3 separate regions of the Mus musculus genome follow, and regions 2 and 3 are each linked to region 1. Evidence: chromatin loops called from intact Hi-C (ENCODE). Cell type or tissue: heart. All regions are shown on one strand.

Evidence for each region. Hi-C counts contacts between places; a loop is a spot of excess contacts. Peaks named below come from ENCODE experiments on the same cell type or tissue, not always from the same donor. Only the 100,000 strongest peaks of a DNase experiment are listed, where the experiment ranks them.
Region 2: it touches region 1 in a loop (1.9-fold over the local background); 3 of 42 quality-filtered maps call a loop at or near these places.
Region 3: a loop joins it to region 1, with 2.0 times the contacts of the local background. A loop is called at or near these places in 3 of 42 quality-filtered maps.

Annotation. Positions count from the first base shown.
Region 1 is chr5:66,558,082-66,562,081 of GRCm38, forward strand. The region is part of intron 1 of Apbb2 (amyloid beta (A4) precursor protein-binding, family B, member 2); the gene reads right to left. Among named protein-coding and RNA genes, the nearest start is that of Gm52775, 57 kb to the left of the region's middle. In heart, no CTCF peak of the experiment used is centred here; a DNase peak (open chromatin) is centred at 1,650; H3K27ac peaks cover 676 bases.
Region 2 is chr5:66,475,237-66,479,236 of GRCm38, forward strand. All of the region lies in intron 3 of Apbb2 (amyloid beta (A4) precursor protein-binding, family B, member 2), which reads right to left. Among named protein-coding and RNA genes, the nearest start is that of Gm52775, 26 kb to the right of the region's middle. In heart, no CTCF peak of the experiment used is centred here; no DNase peak of the experiment used is centred here.
Region 3 is chr5:66,508,467-66,512,466 of GRCm38, forward strand. The region is part of intron 2 of Apbb2 (amyloid beta (A4) precursor protein-binding, family B, member 2); the gene reads right to left. It overlaps Gm52775 (a long non-coding RNA gene), which reads left to right. Exons shown (of 4, transcript XR_003955743.1): 4 at 1-4,000. Among named protein-coding and RNA genes, the nearest start is that of Gm52775, 7.0 kb to the left of the region's middle. In heart, no CTCF peak of the experiment used is centred here; a DNase peak (open chromatin) is centred at 2,465.

The DNA.
Region 1 (4,000 bases):
TGTCAAAGGACTTATGCTGCAGACACCCTTGAACAGCCACTGTGGCTTGCTAAGGGAGGGGACGCTGAGCTACAGTGGCATGGGCACATCTGGAAGCTTCTCCCAAGGGTACATGTCCAGGCAGCTGTCTGGTCTATAGCCCAGAATATGCATTTTGACATTGCTTTGTCACTGAGATGAGGAAACACGACAGACGCAAGTCTTAACTCTTCAAGACAAGCCTTCACAGGAGGGTGAGATTTAAAGGGTACCTATCGCCCATAAAAATGCCTCTCGCAACCTGTCTGCTGTTGTCTGGAATTCCTTCAGCAGCGGCTTCCCACAACCCAGAACTGTATGTCGTGCCAGAAAAAGCACTAACAAGATGGGCAACCACAGCATGCCAGTTCCTTTGTGAGTCTCCCCTGCTCCCCACAATCACCCCTCCCCACAGTCTCTTCCTCCCATGGTTACTATATATTCAAAGGGGGAGAAGTTCCCCAACAGAGCAGAGATGCTATCCGAGACGGGTCTGACCACTGTACCATTCTACCTGGCCCATGGCAGGCTCAGGAGCCCTGGGCATAGCTCATTGAGGACAGTGGAAGTGAGTGAAGGACCTACCGAATACCTCCCAGCCCACCCCAGTCTCCGTGTGCTGAACCAGGGACAGAGTCTAAAGAAGCAAGAAGGAGCCTGCCACTCCCTTCCTTGTCTCCTCCAAGAGGAAATCTTAGATCAGTCTCCACATCCCAAAGCCTAAACATAGATATGAACCCCAGATCACCACCACCCACCTACCTCCCTAACACGCAAAACAGATGTGGACCCCAGATCACCACCACCCACCCGCCTCCCCCATACTCAAGACAGATGTGGACACCAGATCATTTATGGTGTCTCCCCCATAACTGAAAAGAAGAAAGGGCAAGGAGTGAATGAATTCACAAAAACTGTCACCTAAAAATAATTTACACATAAAATAAAATGCTACTTTACTGTGATCCTCAGAGATCTCAATATTTACAGTAGTAACAGTAACTGAGCTCTACTGGACTAAATTGGTGTCAAAAACAGATCATTTCACACAGCTCCCAAGAAGCAGGTACTATGATTTCATTTTTTTTCTTATTCAAAAACTGAAGTGGAAGCAGAGAAAAATAACTTTCCCAAAGACTCACCACTTAGGAATGGAAATAAAAGCCCAGATCCGCTGTACTCTTTCATGCATCCCACCTGGTCTCCCCATCACTACCGCACCTGTCACATCTGGGGGAGAGAGGCCTTCCCCTTATTAGAATTTTCTTGAGCTGTTAAGCACCTCTGGAGTTGCAGAGCAAGCAAAGGGATGTATAGATTCTGTTAATGGAGCCACAGCTCTGGAATAAATGAGACAGGCCTGTAAACTTATTTCCCAGCTTAATGAATAGAAAATAAACAGAAGCAAGCAAAGAGAATAAAGGAAGCAAGAAACAGTATTAAGGGGCAAGCAAAGTTTAAGTGAACAGTAGTAAAAAGAATCACAGGATGTTCCCAGGGGTGGGGGGTGAGGGGGAGGTGCTACCAGGAAACAGCAAGGGTGAACACTAAGGCCAGCAGGTGACTCAGTGTAAGGAGACAATGATCTGATCAGCACAGGGTAATAAAATAATGGGGTGACCATGACAGGCTGCTATGAGGGATGGGAGGGAAGGCCTCACAGGTGCTGCCAGCCTGGCCAAGAAGCTCTTGAGGCCGTGGAGAGGAAATGACAGCAGCTGCTGGCTAAGGGATTAGTCAGCGTGCCGAGGAACACCAAGCACTCTTCCATTTCCCCTGCCTGCAAGAGCATCTCACAGGCGCTCCTTAATGGAGGGGTTGACTCTGGCCCTAGCAGATAAACCATAGAATTTCTCTCTGCAGAACACTCTAAGCCAGCAAACAGGATGCCAAAGTAAGATGCCAGAAACTAGATATGGCAGCAGCAAGAGCCTGTAGTCTGGAGACCAGGGTTCCAGGCAGGGCTCCACTCCCAGCGCCCTGGCAAGCCCTCCAGCAACTCAGGAGACTATAAGCGGGCAAAGGAAGGGTGGGGCGCATGGTCTCCAGGAAGGCTAGGCTCTGGTGCGATTCTCTGTTCCTGGTCCATTTGTTTTACAAGACAGCGAGGAGCTTTCCAACGCGTTCTGAGCCTGGAGGGAGGGAAGAAGGGACGGAGGGACAGAGGGAGGTTCAGGGGAAGATTTAAAGGTGATAGGTGCACTAAACCTTCAACAGACATTAAAAGACCTGAAAACCCAAGCTACTCACATAACTAATTGAATCAATGTAGCTGTCACTATGTCTTAGACACCACTAAAGTAACTCGGCATATATTAGTTCACTGAATCCTTAGGCAAACCCTGACAGAAAGGGATTCTCCAGTGGTGCATCGTCTCTAGTACAGGGACTTGACCCTGCCCTTCCGGATCCGAATTCTATCACTTAGGATAAGAAGCATCAACTAAGAGTTAAGGCCGTGCAGCCAAAGTGTGATGAGATGCTCCTATGCTTTGACTGAAACTCTATCAACTTGAACCAGCAGTGTGGATTACAGAATGCTCTGCTCTCCTGTACGCGAGGCCAAACTCAGGATGGTAACATGATAAACTCACATCCCGAGGGGGCACCATGATCTTCCCGGGCGTCACACTTGATAGAAAAAAACCAAATCCTGTCTTCTTCCCTCTAGGCCACTGCCTCTCTCAAAAGAGCAGCCTTGCGTCTGAGCCCTGGCAGAGAGGACCCACCGTGCTAACCACTCTCCTCTCTTCTCTTCTGAACAAGAGGGCCCAGACTGCTAAATGAGGCCCTAAGACAGACAAGCAAGCAAGGGGCGAGAGCTGCAAACCTGAGCCTCCAAAACTCCAGCTGCAAGTTCTTGCAATTGTGTAAAAACAAGACCCAAAACCTATTAAAAAAAAAAAAAGTTAAGGGGGACGGGCTAGAGAGATGGCTCAGTGGTTCGGAGCATGAGCTGATCTTGCAGAGGACTCGGGTTTAGTCCCCAGCCCCCACATGGCAGTTCACAACTTGTCTGTAACTCCAGTTCCTGGGGGCTCTGACCTCCTGACTCAGAGATACGTGCAGGCACAACACCAATGCCCATAAAATAAAAGAAACCATCAAATGGACAAAATAGTAGATACATTTTTCAGCTTCAGCAATTATCAACTGGTAGCAGTATCTATTTAAACTGCCCATCTATTTCATAAGTAGCTCTGTGTTGATCAGCATTCTGTCAGCATAACAAAATACCTGAGACAATCAACTGAAAAAAGAGACAGTGTAGCTGGGTGCGCTGAGGCACACCTATAGTCTAGCACTTGGATGGTGATGGAAACAGGCTTAGGAGTTCAAGGATAGACTCTGCCAAACCGAGACTCTTGGGATGGCCTGAGCTATATAAGAAGGAAGGAAGGAAGGAAGGAAGGAAGGAAGGAAGGAAGGAAGGAAGGAAGGAAGGAAGGAAGGAAGGAAGGAAAAGAAAAAAGAGAGAGAAAAAGAAAGAAAGAGAAAGAGAGAAAGAGAGAGAGAGAAGAGGGGGGAGGGAGGGACGGAGGGATGGAGGGACGGAGGGGCGGAGGGACGGAGGGAGGGAGGGAGAGGAAGAAAATTAAAATGTTTATTTTGACTGACAATTCTAGAGACTGGTTCATGAGCAACTGGCCTCATTACCAGGCCCAGGCTGGACATCTCAGCAGAAGCAATAGGAGTAAAACTGCTCACCTCCTGTCCAAGAACCAAAACAATGCAAGAAGAACGCTGGGTCCTAATCCCCAATGACCTAAGAGCTGCCTGCACAAGGCTTACTTCTTACATTTTGCACTCGGTGAGTACCATCCCCGAGACACCAAGCCTCGAGCACACAGGCATACACTTAGTAACAGTTTCAATAAGGATTCTTTGCAGCATCATAGCATTGGCACCGGCCCACCTGATTCATGATGCTAACACTTCCTTATCTGTCTCCTACTGTGTTCTTATTTCCCCAGTTTGCTGA
Region 2 (4,000 bases), 83 kb before region 1:
CTACAACATCATAACTGGATGCCATAAAGGAAGGTGAAAATAGGTGCCATCACACTGACCAATCTCACACACTCAGAAATACCTGATAAGGGAGAAAAGAGATGATGGGGTGGGGGAGAGAGAGGAAGGGGTTGAAGAGGGGATGGGGGAGGCGGAGGAGGTAGAAGAAACTACCTCACCTGGAGAAATAGCAGTGAAATACAAACCCAAATTGAAACCCCTATGTTTTCTAGTCCCCTTCAGTAAACCTTGGAGGTTTTTGCACACAGCTATCAGCTGTCCCTTCTCAGTCCTTTGTCTGGGTCTGAGCTGAGAGGGGACATATGTATTAAGGGGAGCAGGAAGGATGAAAACACTTTTCAGTCCTGACATGGGCTAAGGACCCAGGAAGAACAGGGGTTTGTCCCAGCACAGTGTGCGTGTGCACAGGGTTAACTCTAAGATTTTTCCCTTGCCTCTGGCCACAGTTGTTTTTCCTCTTGAGGACTCTAGCCAAGGGGCTGGGGAAATAACTCAGTCCGTAAAGCACTTTCCACACAAACATGGCACCTGAGTTCAATCCCCAGTACCCACAGAAAAGGCTCGGGGAGGTGGTGTGGACTTATGGTCTGTACACCGGGGAGGTGGAGGAAGCTCCCTGGAGCCTGCTCACCAGCCAGCCTTGCCAGCAGGTCCTAGGTCCCAAGAAGGACACTGTCTCAAAATACAAGCTGCATGGCTTCTAGGAAATGACACTTGTGGCTGACCTCTGGCCTCCAGCTGTGTGTGTGCATAGGCTGTCCCCTAAGGTGTGACCTCACTCCCTCTTCCTTCTCACCTTTCTCAGCTTCTTAAGGTAGAAGGCAGGCTGCTGCCTAGCAATCCACTTACAGCTATCGAAAAAAGCTGGAGAGACTCTTACGTGCCACAGACTATGCCGAGGCAAAGGCGCTTAGGAAAGTCTGTCAACTTCCATTTGAGATGCTTCTTTCTCTACGGTTCCCCCAAAATTCTCGGGCTAAGACCCTGTGCTGGTTGGTCACAAAGTGTAAAAATGGGGTTCTTTTAAAACAGTCTGAAAGGTCCGCCACAGGTTCACGTGTTCCAACTGCTCGTCCCCAGCTGGTACTGGGGTGTAAAACCCTTTGGGGCCACTGGACCTAGCGGGGAGGTTGGTCACTAGGGGAGCCTTGGATCCGGCTCTCTGCTTCCTCATCAGTCAAGCTGTGGCACACAGCCTGTGCCACACAAGTGGTGGCATACAGCCACCTCACACTGGCCCGACCACGGAGCTACTTGCTTGCGATGCCTTCCCAGCCATGCTGGGGACTGGTGCTGTGTACTGTGAGCCCCAATAAATCCTATCCCCTGAAGCTCTTGCTTCCTCTCAGGTATTTGGTCACAGCGAAGACAAAAGTAAATAATACAACCGCCCTCCCCATAGATCTCATTTATAACTAACCTAAGTCAACTGCGGGGGCGAGAAGCAGCCAAATAACATCCCAGCCATCTGTCACCCCAATAGTCCTAAAGCCCTCACAACTGATCAGGGACCTGACACCATCAATCTGTCCTACGGAGCTGCGAGCTGAGTATCCCTGCTGTTACCTCCACCGCCACCATTCAGATCTAGGTGAGCTTCCACCGATACCCACGGAAGCCTGTAAAGCTTCCTCCCCTTGCTGTCTGCCACGCCCCCACCGCACAGTCTGGAATCTTTCATTACCACCATTCACGTACACACACAAGACCTTGGGGGCCACACCGCCTCTCCTGACCTCCATCTCAGCACTTTCTGTGAACAGTTCTCTGGGTGTCTCTGACTTCAGCTTCCTACCTAGAAAGTGCGGATGTGTAGGGCTAAGCTTTTTGTGCACTGAGCAAAGGTGGTCTTTGTATATTCAAATGCTGATTTCTATACCTGAAGAGAGTGGGGTACAGGCTGGACTTTGGTATTGTTATTTTTATGAAGCGTCACCTGTCTCAGTTCTGTAACGTTCTTCTCTCTCACTTTCTGATTGGTCAATGAAGAGCTGATTCATCCATTCCTCCTCAGTCAGAGGAGATAGGAAGGCTGGGCTTTCAGATCCCAGTCAAGGGTCCCAGGTAGAGAGAGGTAGGAGGAGGACCATGAGGAGAGAAGCGAGGGGTGGAGAGACCATGTGGTGAGACCAGGAAGATTTGCCATGAGGAGATGAGAGAATAGCCATGAGGGACACATGTGGACCAGAGTGAGCCAGGGCATGACCGTAGGGAGCAGGATATTTTCCTAGGTATTAGCACCCTTAGAGGGTTAGGATAGCTTAGAACCTGCCCAGCATAGTGCCATCAGCTTATTACTAAAACACAGATCTGTGTCATTTACTCATGAGCTAAAACTGACCACAGATGGCATAGCAATGCCATGCATTATTGGGGGGTGGGGAGGTAACTATCGCTGGGAGGAAACCAAGAGCTCTCTAGTGGGGCTTAAGGCATATTCAACAGGAAGAAAATCATGCCTGGTATTGCAAGCCTACCTGGGTATTGCAATGACCTGAAGATTGTAAAGTCATGAATCCCCCAGAACGCACTGAGGTGAGCCCGGTGGTTTCTGTAATCCTGTCCAACAGTGCCATGGGGCTGTGAGAAACACCCTTTCCATGGGAAAAATGAGCAGTCCAGACACATGGCTGTGCCTAGGGTTCTGGGTTCCAGTTCTTTGAAATGCTCTCCTGGGACTGTCAGAAGCCATACCCATTATGTTTCTCACCTACACGGCTGCCTAAATATGACACACAGGCTTATGTGGATGGTGGAAGTCCATGAGGCCTCAGCCCTACACAAGAACTATAGAGAACTAAGGAATGCTGCAAGCATTCTCTTCCCAGGGAAGAGCAACCAACTGCTTATCCAATACCAGTGGTCATCCCTGAAAACATATGCATACTGGTAACATTGTATAGACTGAGCAGTTGGTTATTAGGAGCTATTAGGAAAAGTTATGTAGATACATACATGAATATAGCAACGATTAATGAAAAAAGAGGTTGGGAATTTGAAAGACAGCAAGGGAGGATTTGCAGAAGGAAAGGGAAGGGGAAATAATGTAATTACATCCTAATTTCAAAAAAGAAAGAAAGAAAGAGAGAGAGAGAGAGAGAGAGAGAGAGAGAGAGAAAGAAAGAATTAAAAACAAAGAAGAAAGAAGGTGCAGAGGGTAACTTCAAGTTTTTCTTTTTTCAATGAATGACTTAAATCCTTATAATTCTCAAATTACGAGGCTATGACTGAAAGTAGGATTTTTCTCAGATGATGTTCAAAGTCGCTTTCTCTTTACAGTGTGTCTCCTGTGCTCCCTAATGGAGCACACAATTTTCATTTCAGCCCTTTCTCCATGAGGCATGTCAGCTACCATTCTTACCTTCCCCATCCGTATGAGGCATACAAAGCCTGACATGATACAAAGAAAAATCCAATTATTTTCTTTACCCCACCCGAGCAATTGAGCACCCTAAGATAAAAAATTTCCCTTGTAAACGTATAAAGCCTCAAATTTCTCTAAGTCACCAGCTTGGAACCCAGCCACAATATATTTTGGAAAAAGGTAGAGGATTTAATAACGCCATTACCCTGAAATCCAATAAAGCCTGTTGGAGCTCCACATTTTCAAGAAATCAAACTATTTATGCTATTACCCTGAGTGTAGCTATCGTTTCCACCACAGCTATAAACATCCACAATGTGCTCCACCAGAAACTGAGAAAGAAAAAAAAAGGCCCTAAGAAGATACTGCCCGTGAACAGGAGTTTGGCAGTGCTTGCTACTAAGAGTTCATACACATTACTTCATTTATTCTGAAAATTACATTTCTAAGTCCATAACTCACCACTCCCAACCATGAACACTTTTTAATACAAGGTATTAAAATCTCCTTTCAGAGGCTGTTTTCAAGCAGGCTAAAGGTCACCCTGAAGATCATGGACATTTATGAATCTATCACAGCATATAGGAAAGGCTCATAATAGCTTTCAACCTACTT
Region 3 (4,000 bases), 50 kb before region 1:
TATTGGACCGACAATACATTCACATTGTGTTAGTTGTCTGAACGCCATAAAGATTTTCGGATATGGAGCACTACACAAGCCCTATTAGCCAGGACCCATTGAGCTTATCATCTAAAGCAGGTTCAAAAAAATTATACCAGAAGAGCAAGGGCGGCTAGGACCACATGACCCGCATGGTCAACCAGTACACTAAAATACCCACACACCATTCTCCGCAGCAGAAGCCGGGGAAACTATTGTAAAGAGCATAGTGTCTATCTTGGGGGCTGCGAGGCTCCTGCACAGGCAGGAAATTCGAAGAGCCACTCTAGAAAGTAAAGAAAAGCTGCAGTCTCTCCACAGTACTGAACGCCAACGGTGTTTCCAGCGGACCCAGCTGACCACTGCCCTGCCCACCCTGGGCTATACGTGGTTTGTACATGTAAAGTCTACCCGCGCATGTCACCGTCTGTCTGTGCTTCTCTTCTGGTTTGTCTGCCACCACCCTGGTCCAGCCTACACTTCCTCCCCAACCTGTGAGCTTTCTTTCTTTCCTCTTCTTTCCTTATTTTACTCCCATCGCCGAGTCGCCAAAACCAGACCTCCCGTGAGGAGCTGAAGCCAAGCGAGTGCATGGTTTTCCAGTTTATTTTATGACCTGACTCAAAAGAATGAAAAATCTGTTTCCACACAGTAAACAACATTCAAAATTCTCTGAACCAAGATGCCATAGCCTTTGGGGGGAACAGTACGTAACACCCCTTTCCTGAAACTTCTTTCCCTGTAGATCTTGGTGAAGGACCAGCTGTAAGTCTTACTCACTGGTGAATTGTCAGCACCTTGCAGAACACCTAGTACCAAACACCCACTTAACACCCGCTGAGTAAATGACAATCGAGGGGCTATGGCTCAGTAGAGTTTTCCCTTAACTTCAATTCCTCAAGATCTTTACCCTGTCTAATATCCGATCTCCCAAAGCATTCCCAGCTGGAGAGCTGGTTCAGAGGGTAAAAAAACGTTTGGCTTCAAGTGTTGGGACCAAAGTTTGAAATCCCTGCACACACATACACACTCACTAACACACACACACACACTAACACACACACACACTTGCGCACGAGCATGCAAAAGCAACCCCATTATGCTAGCTGTTAGAAGACAGTCAAAATCCCAAATCGAATCCCCATTCACTTGATAGCCCTGTGACCTTGATTACGCCGTCTAACTACATTCTAAGATTACTTTTCTTATCAATAAACGAGATCCAGCTTGCAAGGCTCTACGGTACTTGTGTGAGATTTATAAACAACTTATGTAAAACCTTGCTGAATGAAATTATCTGCCATTCTATTCTGCATCTCCAGAACAAAATGTAACTATCAAAATCTAATTTGCCAAAGCTGGAGTTCATTTATGGAGCAGATATGCATCAAGCGCTGGCAATATACAATCTGAGTCGGCCTGCTGTTCAACATGAAAGGAATAGTTTAACTTCTGCCTTTAAGGGCAGGAAAACAATTAGTTCACATGGACAGGAGAAAGTGTATAATCTGATCTTATTTTCTTTTTATTGAAGCATTAAAGGATTACCCAGTTACAGCAGGCTGGAGTGGTTTTTTTGTTTTTGTTTTGTTGTTTTTTATAACAGGAATCAAACAATGGAGGAAAGCATCCAAATAGTGGTTTTTATAGTCCACAAGTATTGACAGTTCTGTCTGTCTGTCTGTCGGTCGGTCGGTCGGTCTGTCTGTGCGTGTGTATGCTTGCGTATATGTACATGTGTGTGACTGTGTGTGTTGCTCATCATTGAGGGTCGTCCTCTACCACTCCCCACGTACTTATTGAGACAGGGTCTCTACTGAATGTGCAGCTCACTGATTGGCTAGACTGGCCAGTGAGTTCAGGGGTCCTCCTAGCTCTTCTCCAAGGGCTCAGGTCCACAGGCCTGCACCACCACACCACTTTCATATGAGTGCTAAGGGGTCGGAACTTGCTTTTTTCCCCACAGTCAAGGATGCATACGTAAGATAAGGTTTTTGCTTTAAAAGAGCAAAAATGACGCTGCTGCAGAGTGTTAAAATAAGATTTGTTCTACATAGTGAGTCCATCCAATGGTCTGCTTTGTCCAATAATCCATCCTAGAAAAATCTCAACATGAAGAAATGTGATCTTTGTGCAAACTGAAATCTATGGGAGAAAGGAACTTTGGCGCTGGCCGCTGGCAGTTGAGTTGATTTGCTCAGTTGAGTTGTTTCATGGTGGGGAAACGGCCATGTTTTCTGAGGCCCACTCTCACATTGCTTCTCTCCTTGGGGCCCTCAGCGACCCATGGGAGTTAGAAGCTTCTTGTCTTCTATTTCCAGAACCCCTGAGCTCAGAGAGCTATATAAAGTCCCCTTCCCCTTCCCCTTCCCCTTCCCCTTCCCCTTCCCCAACGGCAGCACGGACAAGCTAGAGCCCTCCCCTGAGGCTACTTCCTGTCTCGGCTCACTGCCAATCCCTTGGTAGGTATAGGAAACTCGACGGTCTCCAAAGCCCCAAGAACACTGAGCAAAGTAGCATTTTCCATTCTCATAAAAGCCACCGCTTCCTGTTCTCCTAGGACATTCAGAGCAAAAAGCAGAGTCTCAAAGGTGTGCTGTGCTGAGGGAGACATAGAAGCTATGAGACAGCCAAAATTTGGTCTTCAAAACAGCTGGGGGGGGGGGTAATCCGAGGCACAGCATGGCACACAACATTGTTACATCCCAGCCTAGAAGCTAGTGCCCATGGACCACTGAAAGGTACATAAGTAAAAGTGGTTTCCATCTAGATAAGGCACTTCTTCCCCTAAAATCCTAATGAGCCAGGTATACAGACCCATTCCCACAGCCTGAATCACACAAACTAATACTGATCCTACTTGAAAAATGTATGACCTCACTTCATACATAGTCATATATGTATGTGTGTCAGGAATTAATTGCACTTAGTTTATCAATTTCATGTTTAAATTACCCCCCACTATGCACACACTCACACAGTAGTGGACATGATACGCTTAAGAAAATACCAAGAGACATGAGAGTTTAATAGGACAGAGATGGTCTATTCCTGACTTAGTGCAGAGGGAATGAGTCTATGAATGCTACTTGATTTGCAGCGGAATGTCTCACTGAAGAACATCCTGTGTGCTACTTGTTGGGTGGTCCATGCTAAACAAATGTTACTTGGTGTCTGAATTTGAAACCCATACTTTATGGACTTTATGAATAATGGACTCCTAACCTAATACCTGGCATTTAATAGTGGGTACAACAAATATTTGCTTACAAATTCACTGAAAGTTGAGAAATCATGCAAGGTCTATACCACCTTTTACTTCTCTGTCTAATGCCGATTGCGAGTTGCTCCATGAGAAAATTACGTCGCACCACTCACCAAATATTCCTTGGCTGCCATTGCTTTATCGCAGACAGCTGGTGTGTTTGGAGAGAGAAATGCACTGGTAGACTTGTAACATGTTCAGAAATACCACTTAGGGTAGCAGAGCGGAAGCACATGATGAAGGGACTGCAGAAGATGCTAAAGAAATAGACATGTGCCACACACACACAGTGACCGAGTTCTGACCGCATACTTAGTCCCGCAAGCCTCCTGGTGAGAATGTGTCTTGTTATGGTAAACACGGTAGAGGTTTTAGAATATAAATCCTACTCTCAATAAAGTAGCAGCTCCCATAATTATTCTTCTTTCTGAAGGCCAGGGCAGCCTTCAAGTAAACAGAGGCTGAGATCCAACTGTTTCCCTTGCACTAAAAATGATATCATAGTTAATGTTTGTTAAAATGGGCATTGTTTGTAGCTTCATGGGAAATACAGGTTCTTAGACAATGCGTAGCACATACTGTTATATTATTATTAACATAAAATAGACATATATGTATTAAATAGGATAGCAGAACAACTTTGTTTTTGCTTCTTTTCAAAGAGCCCATGGCAACTTTTTTGAGCATGTCTCCATCTGTCACCAAGACAGGCTC